Linked DNA regions of Mus musculus: region 1 is linked to region 2. A link is a loop called in an ENCODE intact Hi-C map of the cell type or tissue named here. Cell type or tissue: heart. All regions are shown on one strand. Each heading gives the region's core, and the rest is flanking DNA. Links, peaks and the distances in the headings are about the cores only.

Region 1 (6,069 bases), core at 462-5,461, 190 kb before region 2:
AAAAAGACTGTGGGACTCTATTGTCCCGGTTGGTCACTTTCTACTTCCCAACTTTTGATGTGTGATTGGCTCTGACACATGCTCCCATCACTATCATTGGCCACTCTCACCAAAGCCTTCCCTGCTGGGTTGCCTGGAACCTCTAGAGCCTAACCAGATACACGTTCCTCTGGGAACCCCTTGCTTTGGGTTTTCACTTAGCAACGCAAAGCTGAATAAGAGGAAGACAGGCCTGTGCTAGAGCAATGTCCCATCTCGCCACTTAAGTCCCTTACCAGATGTAGACACCACACTCAGCTTCTTATCCTCCACAATTACAAGCTAAACGAACTTACATTGTTTATATGCTAACTAGTCTGTGGAATCTTTGTTATAGCAACAGATCATAGACTACGTCAGCACAGTAAAACTACAAAAATCTCAACCTCTGGTTATTTTTCAATATTCTCTCTCTCTCTCTCTCTCTCTCTCTCTCTCTCTCTCTCTCTCTGTCTCTGTCTCTCTCTCTCTCTCTCTGTCTCTGTCTCTCTCTCTCTCTGTAGTAAAAGATTCCATGAAGAGGATCATAGCTCATGTGGCAAGTTTTTAGCCATGACAGCTAAGACACAGAACTGCAGCAAAGTGTATAAACAGGAAGCATCCACAGCTGGGTAAAAATCACCTTGTGGAAGAACATGTGTTGGGATGATCCATCCCCTTAGCATGTTCCTGACTCCACTGAGGTAAAGGAGGCTGTGATCCTGCTTTCCTGAGCACACTGCATGCAGGGCAGAGAAGCTCATGCCAGTTGTAAGCATTTTTCTGTATGAATAAAAACAGCAGAGTTCATGTGCAATCCTCTGGGGGGATTTCTTGGCACAAGTCACTAATGCCTATGTGGGTGTTTCGCAGAGAAGGCCAGGACAGCAGGGTGCATGGGCAGTAACATTCAGGCTTCTCATACCAGGAGCAGCTCTCCTCTAGCAGGCTGCTTGCAAAATGAGGGAGAGTGGAGAGTCAGGAGGAAGCAGGTTATGAATCAGGTGATGGGTGCTGCTTTCTAGGCTACTGGATTCCTGAAAGCCCCCGAGGGCCTATCACTAGGGTGACTAGGGCACCTGAAGGCAGGGCTTTGGCATTTCTGCCTTAGAAGATGGTGCTGCCACCAGCTGTGATAGCATTAAAGGAGAAAGGTAACTCGGGAGGCATGAGGGTTGCTCACAAGTTGTCCCAGGGTCAGTGTGGGAATCAGATACAATGGGGGTAAGAAATGTATGTGGAAAAATAGGTGGATAGCTGCCAAGGACATAGAGTATGAAGTCCAAGCTACTTGGCCTGATTTATACTGGAGCTTTAATTATATATGATTGTGTGTGTGTGTGTGTGTAAGAGCGAGAGAGCGAGCGAGCGAGCGAGTGAGAGAGAGAGAGAGTCAATAGATAGTACGGGAAGGATGATCAGTAATCAGAAAGTTAAAGACTGAAAGTTTATGTTTTTCAGAAAGAAGATACTGTGTCTGCAGATGCCTGTGGGTGTGGCCAAGGACCGTAAGTAGTGGGGACACAGCAGGCTGTGCACACATCTTGCTGAGCTGGGACTTATGGCTGTGATGCAGACACTGCCAGCCATGTTTTGACTTGGAAGGTCTGTGATGTCTAACGGAGATGAGTGACCAGAGAGAAGATGATTTGGCAAAAAACAGGTTATACTGTCAGCATGGGGAACTTAAGATTCCTGCTATGTGAAGGGTTTCTATACAAACATGGGAAAGGCCCTCATATCTCTGGGGATAAATGCAAAGTGGGTGCTTGCTAAATAAGGAATCTGACAGATTTCTATTCAACCAAAAAGGTTGTCCATGACAACAAGGGACTCTTTCTAGAACTGTTTAGCTGTGGTATTCCTTCAGTGAAATGCTACATATAAGGAATAGACTCACACATATTGTGTAAGCTCTGTCCCTAGTCTACTACTGAGAACAACAGGGAGCTTGATGAAGTGCTTCACTGAGCTGATTAAATATAAAACATGAATGGAGTCTTGTGAATATTCCCCCTGTCCCCCCAAAGCTCTGGGTTCAACCTACTCTTCCAGATACTGACAGATAATGGGCGAGGCCAATTTGAGTGTTTACAAAACATGGCTTATGTTAACATGGTATTTTCAAACCCCTTATAAAAGCTACCTTACTTCTCAGTTGTTACTTAAAATGGAGAAAACAAAAAACCCTCTCATTATGTATTTTAGAGGTATACCAGCATAGTCACCCTGCTGTCCTAAGAGAATGCCCCTCCTGACCCGAGTGTGGCAAGGCCTCTAGCATCTAGGAAAAGGTTAGAATGAAAGACTCTGGAGAAGTGAAGGAACTCAGGCCAGCAGGAACTGGGAGGCCTGGCTTGGCTGCCAAGTGTGCCCTTGTGAGCAACTGAGCATTTTTAATGCAGAGGTGTAATATGCAGGGTAGCCTCTGGGTCACAGATTTGATGTCTACATTGTTATTTCCCTTGCATCTTAATATTTACTGGAAAAGTAGCATTTCAGAATGTACAATGTTATTTTCCCATTGGAAAAAAAAATTCTGAAGTTGTCATTCCAGCCTGGTTTTATGTCAGGTAAAGGAAATGTTCAATATTTTAAATGGAAAAAGGCAGATGCAAGTGTAAAGATCTTTATAATAACTGTAGCTAATAAGCAAAGTTATTAAAATATATAAGGTATATTTGTACATTTTCATTTATTTGTGGTAATAGGTGAAGACCTGAGACACATATGTATGTGCAGACTAGTGTTTTTTATTTCCTCTAAAGGAGCCAGCAGTGTGGTGGGAGGCAGAGACAAGGGGTTAGGAGGAACCAGGCCATCCTCCATTAACTCCCTGGGAAACTTGAAGCTATCCCGAACTACATGGCACCTTGTCTCAAATCCAGAACAAATTGTAAGCATTATTTAGAACAAATTGCATGACTTAATATCATTTAAAAATAGTTAAAATAATAGGGTTTCTACCTAATCAAGCCTATTTTAGAAATAATCTTATTTGATGTTTAGCCTTCAAATACAATGAAGTCAGAGATGGAAATAGATCAGAAAATGAAAACTTATTAAGAAAGAAGAATTTTAAGGCATATTTAATTTTTGGGGGGTATCTAGGGACTCAAAATGGGATAAAGATGGCAGAGGAGGCCAAAAGTTTGTTTTAACTTCCAGAAGGAAGCCTGTAGGTCAGTTCTCAAGCATGACCACAAGGTGGCGATATTGGCCCAGAACAGTTTGGTTGTTGTTGGGCGGAGACTTGAGGCTCAACCAACCATTTGTTCCAGAAAGATACAACTGAGGGGAAGAGAGAAAGAAAAAGAGATAGTATTACTATGAACTAATCTTTATAAGCAGATAGACATGAAAAACATGAAAACATTTATCATGTTTCAGAACATCTCCCACTGTCATTTTTTCCCATCCTGAAAACCTCACCCATCTGCTTGGTCAGTAGGTAATGCTGGGCTTTGCCCATTCCTCAGGCTTAATGAAAATGTGTCTTAGAATGTGCTGTCTTACCTTTATGTGCACTTGACTTACCAAAACATTTCAAAACTGTGATTGGCAGGCTCAAAATTAACATGACTTCCTGCCCTGGCACACTCACAGCTCACACATAAAAATATGTTATGTGAACATACATGCTTACATGAAGAAGGAAATCTCAAATTCTTACCTTCACATTGAACTGAAGAAATAATTAATAGGAGAAATATCTTAGCAAACTTCTAATATTCTGGAGAGGGAAGTCTATCTGGCCTTTGACCAGGAGCATCCTGAGATGGATACTGCTAAGTACTGTACTTCCCAAGTAATATCTGATAACAGGACATCATAAACCTAACGCGGCTGACATCTCAATATTAAGATTAGAGTAGTAAGATGTCAGCAAGCTGGTCTTAGGGTGTAATTTGGTGGTAGAGTGTGCTTTGGTTTGATCTGAAGCAAGACACACAGACAAAGCTCTTCTCAAAGTGATGCCAATACACTCTGCTTTCTGCTGCTGCTTCATAAGATTAAACATTTTATTGATACAAGGTCTGAAGGCTTAAGACCTAAGGGGTCTAACAACCTGTAACTCTTTTGCATTGATTTTATTTGCATTAAAAAAAAGCCTTCTCTATTCTTGAAAATACTCCTTATGGTTGCTCAAATATAGTTATCATTTTCAACTTTCAATGTATTAAGAGATGAAATTACCATATAGTTTTCGGCACAGCAGCTCCGAGGAGAGCTGGTAGGCTGCATGCACGCTAACATGGTGCATGCTTACGTGGCGAGCCACCACAGAAGAATGGGCTGGAAACCCATGAGTTTTTCTTCTCTGTTCTGAGGTTAGCACTCCAGAGCAAGGGAAAAAGGGTGCACCTTTTTTTTTTTTCCTGTCACACAAAATTGCACAAGTTATCTGAAAAGATGTTGGTTTGTTTGATGCTGACAGGAAGCATGGACCACAAAGTTGTTGATCACAGTTTTAATCAGGACCCTGCTGAGCAGCCTCCCAGTGAGACACCCACTGTGGCTACATTAGTTCTTTCTTCACCTTTCTTTCTTTCTTTCTCTCTTTCTTTCTTTCTTTCTTTCTTTCTTTCTTTCTTTCTTTCTTTCTTTCTTTCTTTCTTTCTCTCTCTCTCTTTCTCTCTCTCTTTCTTTTTTCCAATTTTTTATTAGGTATTTTCTTCATTTACATTTCAAATGCTATCCCAAAAGTCCCCTATAATCCTCTCACTATCTGATCCTTATTGGTGAGGCAGAGGCAGAGGGAGGGGAGGGGGCAGGGACAGAGGGAGGGGGTAGGGGCAGGGGCAGAGGCAGAGACAGGAATATCATTGCAAATTTAAGATGAGTCTGGGCATCCCAGAGCAGTCTAGGCCAGCCAGGAATAATAGGGAAACCCTGCCTCAGAAGCAAAACAAAAACCAAACAACACCCTCACCCTCTGTCTTTGCACTTTATTGTATCAATGACACACTGGATGCTGGGTGTTTAATGATAGAATGGCAAACATTTAGTCCATGTCACTTTCAAGTTATAAAGGAAGGTGTTGATGAGAGAACATGCAAGTGGTGGTGTCTGTGTGATGGAACTGACCATGAAATGAACATCTGTTTTCTAGAAGCAAAGCATATACTTACGAGAGAAAGATTTGGGAATTATTGCATGAAAATCCCTAAAGCCATCAGCCCCATATGCAACTGCAATAGAGAAGGCAAAAAGAAAGCCAGGTTGTCAAATCATCACGGACACAAGAGTGCAGAAGACAGTGCTGCTTTCAAAAGGCAATGTTATTATGTAAAACCACCAGTTAGCTGCTAATTTGTTATTGTTGTCTTCAGACAAGCTACAGAAAAGTCACTCCTCAGAGCAGGACCTCTGAACTGTGAGCAAGCTCCGACGGCCTCAACAGCCTAGAACATCCTAGAACCAATAGCAACCATTCAGTAGTACTGGCTGAGTGTGCTCTTGGCCACATCACAGTCTCACACGGGAAAGCACACGTCTGCACAATCAGTGTGCTTCCTCATGGGTAGTCTGCCCCTCAAACGTTCTTCATTTGCTTTTTTTTTTTTGTCTTTTCTTTATTGTATCCAGAGAAAATTAAAACATTTCCCATCTGCCTGTTGGATAGGGAATTGCTGCTCCAAAAGGAGCTACCAGATTTCCGTATTGCTTAGTAGTTGCCTTTGAAAATGGCACCAAGCCCCGTGCTTGTAGTCTTTCGCAGGCCGTTCCTAGTGAGTTCCAATTCCTAAGACCTGTTATACTCTGTACACGTGTCTGTGTGTGTATATGTACATGCATGCACACCGGGTGCACGCTCACATGACTTCTTTCCCAAAATGTCAGCCAGAATTGTATACACAAAGTAGCTGGCTAAATTAAACTTCTGGGATCAACTACTGACTCAGCAGGAAAAAAAGGCTGATGGACTTCAGGAAAAAGACATAGTTATCAAACTTTGCTTAAGTTACTGTTTCTCAAATTTGTTTGGCCACAGAACCTTCCCTTTTTCCCCGTGAAAAACTTTATGTATGTGGATAGTACATGTGCAGT
Region 2 (6,069 bases), core at 322-5,321:
TTCTTTGTGAGCCAAAGGTCACAGTGTCCCCCCGCCCCATACCCTCCACTTCACTGAGAAAATAGACTAAACAATAGCAGTAGGCCCTCAAGAATGAATATTTTCAACATTGTCCCCAGAGGGAGGGGATGAAAACTTTAGAAGACATTTGTAAGTGTGACCGCTCTGCCTTGGTTTGCCAAGCAGGAATACAGTCTGCTAGGCTGTTTTGATTGGAAAAGACCGTGGTTCTACACTGTGATTTACAAACTCACACTTAGATTTTTCACTTGAGAAAGAACTGATTCTTGCAATAATCTAGTTAGAGGAGCCAATTAAAGTGCAGGAATATGTAAATCACACACACATGACTATATGTGTATATACAAACACACACATACGTATGCATACTGTGTTTTAAAAGGTACTGTTGTGGCTAGTATAAAGATCTGCCTTTATGGATTTGTTTTCCCCTGGGGGCAGGAAACCACCTTAAATTTCTGTCCTAAAGCCTTTCTAATATGGAGCTTAAATGTTTGAAAATATTTAGTTCCTGAAAATGAGATACTGGAGATTTTAGAGGATATTATCACCAGAGAACCGTGAAACAAGTCAGGTTATAACACATAGCCACTACGGCTCCTTGGTTATGGTTATGTTTCTAAGATTGAAGTTTGACTCTCAACAGCCTAAGAGGCTGGCTGCTACCTTCTGCTGGTTTTGTTTTGTTTTTCTTCAAGAAAGAAAGTAAATAATTTTCCTTTTCTTTTTTCTTTTTTGAAGTGCTGGGTGTTGAGCTTATAGCCTTGTGTCTGGTAGATAAATACTCAACCACTGGGCTCCAGCCTTAGCCATTAGGAATCTATTTCTGATGAAACAATAGAGTCTTACAGATTTTCTGTTTTTGTTCGGACTGGGGACTCACACATGCTAGGCAGGCACTCTACCACTGAGTCACAGCACTGGCTTCATTCCATCCACTGCTGCCAGGGAGCAAACACGGATACCCGTCTTTTAATAGGGAGAGCAGGTAGCTTCCAGTGTTAATGAAATAGAATCTAGCGGACCAGCTCAGAGTCAAGGTGGGGAACGACCAATAACATCCTGGGAATGTATAGGCTTTCTTAAGATATGTGACCTCAGTTGAAGGATCCGAGTGGCTGAGAGTCAGAATGAGGAAGCTGGAACACACCAGCCAACACTGGTACAATTTGGTACCTGACTATAGGACCATATTTTTTTCTATTTATCTCTTAGCTAAAACCTGGCTTTCATGAGAACCTACTGACAAACTTACAAAGGTCTTTAAGATATCATGATTCCCACCTACAAAGTAATTTAGTGGCATTTTTCTCAGTTCTCTTTTTCAATTCCCTTCTCTCCCCAACCCTGACTGATCTGATCTCCTGTTAACTCTCAATGCTTTCTTGTCACTTTATGCCCTCTCCAAGACCCACCCATCACCGGATTCCACTGCCTAGAGCAAACACGCTGCATCTCTCTCTGGACCATGGACTTCTCAAGTCTTCCCCTCCACACTTGTCCTTCAATTTTGGCCTTAAATTCTCTCTCTGTGTCAACAGGCTCTCAGTTAGGTCTCCTTCTGGCCATCCCTCATCCTAAGGATGCAATCCAGTCTTTCAGGGCAGAGCCTGTCTTGTCGAGACTCTCCTGGTTTTTTTTTTTTTATCTAACATCCTCATATCTGCTCACTCCTAGACCTTCCTCTTTGCTTCCCCACTGGCTCTTCCCTCTGCCTGGAATAGCTGTTCTTCATGCACAGGCCTTTCACAAGTATCACTTCCTCAGAGAAGTGCCCTCTGACCGCACCCCTTGGCTCCACTCATCTCCAGTTTTCTGTCGTAATCAGTGGAAAAGAAAGTATCTGCAGCCAGGTTTTCTCTTTGCTGCCATTCTGTACCTGGCCACTCTCCTCTCCTTGAAAACTAAGAATCTCCATGAGAGCCTGGTCAATCTTTCCAACAACAGTCAAAGGGAGGCCTTCATGGGGTGTGGTCTGACACCTGCACAGTTCTTTTTCTGACACCGGGTCTCCCTTCTCCTTACACAGCTAGCTTGCTGCATGACCTTTGTGGAACATAACCTTTCCTTATCGACTGAGATCCTTGAGTTTCTACCTTGGATCACTCCTGAGCTCTCACCCCAGGAAGGTACAGCCAAGGCTGCTTTGCTTCCTTAACCTGATGTGTGCTGGATCATCCTGGGCCCTTGACTGGGCCCTTACTCTCATCCCTTTCTCCATGACCATGGCTTTTGCTAGAGGGATTCTGTCAGTCCCCTGTGAGTTATCCTCCAAAATCTCTGGGATAGACCTGGTGCTGATATGGATCCTGAGAGTCCAGAGGGGCAAAACCAGCAGCGTGTTTCCAAAGCATACTCACATCCCTTTTAGGAATCACAGCTATATCAGGCTATTCAAGACACTGAGATGGGAAGGGAACTTTGGCAGGAGTTGCTGTAGGTGTCCTTTGAGAGTAGGAGACTGGGAGGGTACAGAAAAGTAGGATCAGGATAATCCTGTACTGGATCCATAGACATCTGGCTAAGGGCACTCTATATTTCTGTTACATTACCAAGTCCCCATTCCTCTTGAGATGTTCTGGTACAACTGGACGGGTTACACTGTTGGCCTGTTATTCCGTGTTTAAGTACCACCCTCCTTGCTCCTTCCTCAAGCTGCCCCACATTTCTTCTAACGTTATTTCTCATCCTCTTTCACACACTGAACACTGCTGTGACCTCAGCCAGCTTCTATGACAAGCCACAAAGCTTCTGGTTGGCCAAGCTTTTCCACTGCCTGGAATAACCTCACTTTCCTCTCTGGCAGGCACACGTGAGTCACACATAGCTTCAAAATGTGGCTTAAATGTCAATGTTGCTTTGAACTCACCTGCTCCTCTTCCCCACTCACCCTCCCTCATCCCCAGCTCCCTTTGAACTCTTGTCCACAGGGTGAAACCTTAGGGCTGACAGTACCACCGAGTATATTTGTACATCAGTACAGTAATAAACAGGGGCATCTTGAGCTTTTGGGGAGCAGAGGTTGTCTTTGTTCCCTGGTGGTCTCTGTCCCTGACTCTGAGTCTTCATAGAGTGGATGTTCAAAACTTACCATCCCGGTAGGAAGGCACCGTTTAATTCCGTCACCAAGGAACTGTGAACACCTTGAAACTGATGATGTGGCAGCCACGGCCTCTACGGAATAGTGAAGGATGCAAGAATGTCACAGAGCTAACTGCAAAACCCCTTTGGCCTCAGTTTCTATCTTTAGAAGAGCCACTTGCCCGTTGGAGCCAGTTGCTACTGCCACCTGGCGTCCATTTACCTCATGTGCAGGCTGGGTTCAGTTAGAAGCTCAGTTCTTCCGGTAACTATTATTGTTACAAGGAGTAATTTGGAAATATAACCCCTGATTTCCTCCCATTCACCATGGCAGAAAAAAAAAATCAATCATTTTGAGGAGACCTTTTATTGTCTTCCAACTTATCATTCTAGCTTAGACATCGCAGCACTCAGAGACGACTTGAGGCTGAGGAATCGGCTGCTTCTGCAGCAACCTCAGGAGCCACCAGGCTGTCTGCATCTGCAGACCCGTGGGCAAGATGGATATGTATCGTTTTAGATTACTCATAGGACCATTAGCCTTATTTCCAAGGTCAGAAACAGTTTGGGTTTAAAAAGGCAAGCAGGCCTAAAGAGGCCACCTCCTGTAGCCAGGCAGGAACCCCAGTGGAGCAACAGAGACACCAACCCACCCACAAAACCCAAAAGTTAACCTGTCTATGAGAAATGCAGACACAGAAGATGCAGCAGAGACCTTGGGAAGGGACAGTCAATATCCAGCCCAACACGAAACCCATCCCATGGACAAGCACCAATCCATGACACTATTAATGATACTCTGTTATGCTTGTAGACAGGAGTAAGCTGTCCTCTGAGAGGCTCCACTCAGCAGCTGATTCAGACAGATACAGACACCCATAGTCAAACAATGAATGGAGCTTGAGAACTCTTATGGAAGAGTAGGGGGAAGGATTGCTGCCCTGAAGGGGATAGAAACTCTACAGGAAGACCAGTAAAATCAACTAACTTGGACCCTTGGGGCTCTCAGAGACTGAACCACCATCCAAAGAGCATACACAGGCTGGACCTAGGCCTCCCTGAACATATGTAGCAGAGGTACAGCTTTGTCTTCAAGTGGGTCCTGAACAACTGGAGCAGGGCTATCCTAAAGCCGTTGCCTGCCTGTGAGATGTGTTCTAGCTAGGCTGCCTTGTCTGGCCTCAATGGGAGAGGAAGTGTCTAGCTTTGAAGAGACTTGACTTGCCAGGGTAGGGGGAATAGCTGGGGGAGGCACCTGTTCAGAGAAGGGGAAGGGAAGATGGGGGAAGGATTGTGGAAGGGGAGTCTGGGAGGTGGGCAGTGAGCAGGATGTAAAGTGAATAAGTAAAAAGAATTAAATTAAATTAAATTAAATTAAAAATTTTGCATTTTGAAGGAGGGGGAGAGGAAGCCAGCAGGACCCTTTAGTGCTCAGCTCCAGGTCTCTAACCAGGCATGTAATTTGCAGAGGCCCACATGACAACAAGTGGCGATGTATTTTAGAGAGCAAATCCAATCACCTGGTGAAGCTGTTTCTCTGCCGCTGTGACTTCGTAAGAGTGAGATGAGCAGCAACTGCCATTTTCTGCCCAGCATCTCCTCATTGGCACGATTATTTTAGAAAACAATAGTGTCTCCTTGTTCTTTGATCTTCACAACAGCAAATGGAACTCTAGAGTTCAGGAATGAAGTTCCTCTCCAAGCCAAGGCTCTGTCAGCAGCCTGGTCAGACTGTCTGGAAGGGCAGCCGACAGGAAGTCCGTTAGGCTTCTTCTGGGCTTGGATGTGTCCTCGCCAGGAAACTGTCCTCTTCTGGCTGCAGCTTTCAACTTGCGATTCTCCTTTTTCTCCCCAGCCGACCACAGGCAGGTGGAAATGGAAGATGCCAGAGAAGCCCAGCAAAGCTGAATGCGGCTGCACCTTGCAAAGACCTTTTGTTCTGTATATCGACAGTACAAAGTATGGTTAGAGATGGAATGCTGAGGTGGGTAAGAGAGTCTATCTCAGGTTGGCATATGGCTTAGTGAGTAAAGGCATGTGGCACCAACCCTGACAACCTGAGTCTGACCCCTCAGACCTATACAGTAGAAGAATAAAGCAACCCCCTCTGGCTTCCCTGGGTGGGAATGCTCGAGTGTACACACACACATACACACACACACACACACACACACACACACACACCAATAATTAAAAAATATTTAAAAACAGAGTCTGTTTGCAGGAATATTTCCATAGGAAAAGCTGAGTCTTTTGGTACAAAGGGCTATACCACCAAAGCTCTAGGCTGAAGATCAGAAAGAGAGACAAAGAAAGGTAAGTATCCTCTGAGATAAAATCTTGTCCTGATACCTTGCTTTTTCTATCCACAACTCAGTGGTTGGTTCTGCAGGTCACACAGGAGATCCATTCATCTGTCTGTCCATTTATCTGTCCATCAATCCATCCACCTGTCTGTCCATCCATCTATCCTTCCTTCCTTCCTTCCTTCCTTCCTTCCTTCCTTCCTTCCTTCTTCCCTCCCTCCCTCCCTCCCTCCCTCCCTCCCTCCCTTCCTTCCTTCCTTCCTTCCTTCCTTCCTTCCTTCCTTCCATCCTTCTTCTTCTCCCTCCTTCTCCCCCCACTCTGTCTTTCCCTCTCTCCAGCCTTCCTCTCCCATTCCCTTCATTTCTTCAACAGAGAGCCATCATGAGGTCTTTACTCAATGAGTGGATAGAACGCCCACAGTTTTGGTCCTGCAAGATGGCTTCTAGTATGGGACACTCCGTATGGTCCTTCCTCTGTGGAACACTTTGGGTTCTTCAGAGTTTTGCTTCTCTTTGGTTTATGTCCAAGGAGAGGAATACCCATGCATCGGTCATGTCTGCGTGGCCTGGGAACACTTTCCTGTTCTTCTGTTTCCAGTCTCATGTTGTGTACTTTGCTTCCTTTTGCTCAACACATAACCTTTCACCATCAAAAAGATGA

What was found. A loop is a pair of places that touch in the nucleus more often than their neighbours do. Peaks named below come from ENCODE experiments on the same cell type or tissue, not always from the same donor. Only the 100,000 strongest peaks of a DNase experiment are listed, where the experiment ranks them.
Region 1: it touches region 2 in a loop (10-fold over the local background); 26 of 42 quality-filtered maps call a loop at or near these places.

Annotation. Positions count from the first base shown.
Region 1 is chr11:11,740,091-11,746,159 of GRCm38, reverse strand. The region is part of intron 3 of Ikzf1 (IKAROS family zinc finger 1); the gene reads right to left. Among named protein-coding and RNA genes, the nearest start is that of Ikzf1, 57 kb to the right of the region's middle. In heart, for the core only: a CTCF peak has its summit at 3,216 (motif pointing right); no DNase peak of the experiment used is centred there.
Region 2 is chr11:11,554,563-11,560,631 of GRCm38, reverse strand. Gm29945 (a long non-coding RNA gene) reads left to right here and starts at 2,704. Exons shown (of 3, transcript XR_381043.3): 1 at 2,704-2,833; 2 at 4,958-5,086. Gm11998 (predicted gene 11998) reads right to left here and starts at 3,222. Exons shown (of 2, transcript NR_166079.1): 1 at 3,113-3,222. In heart, for the core only: a CTCF peak has its summit at 3,317 (motif pointing left); a DNase peak (open chromatin) is centred at 1,831.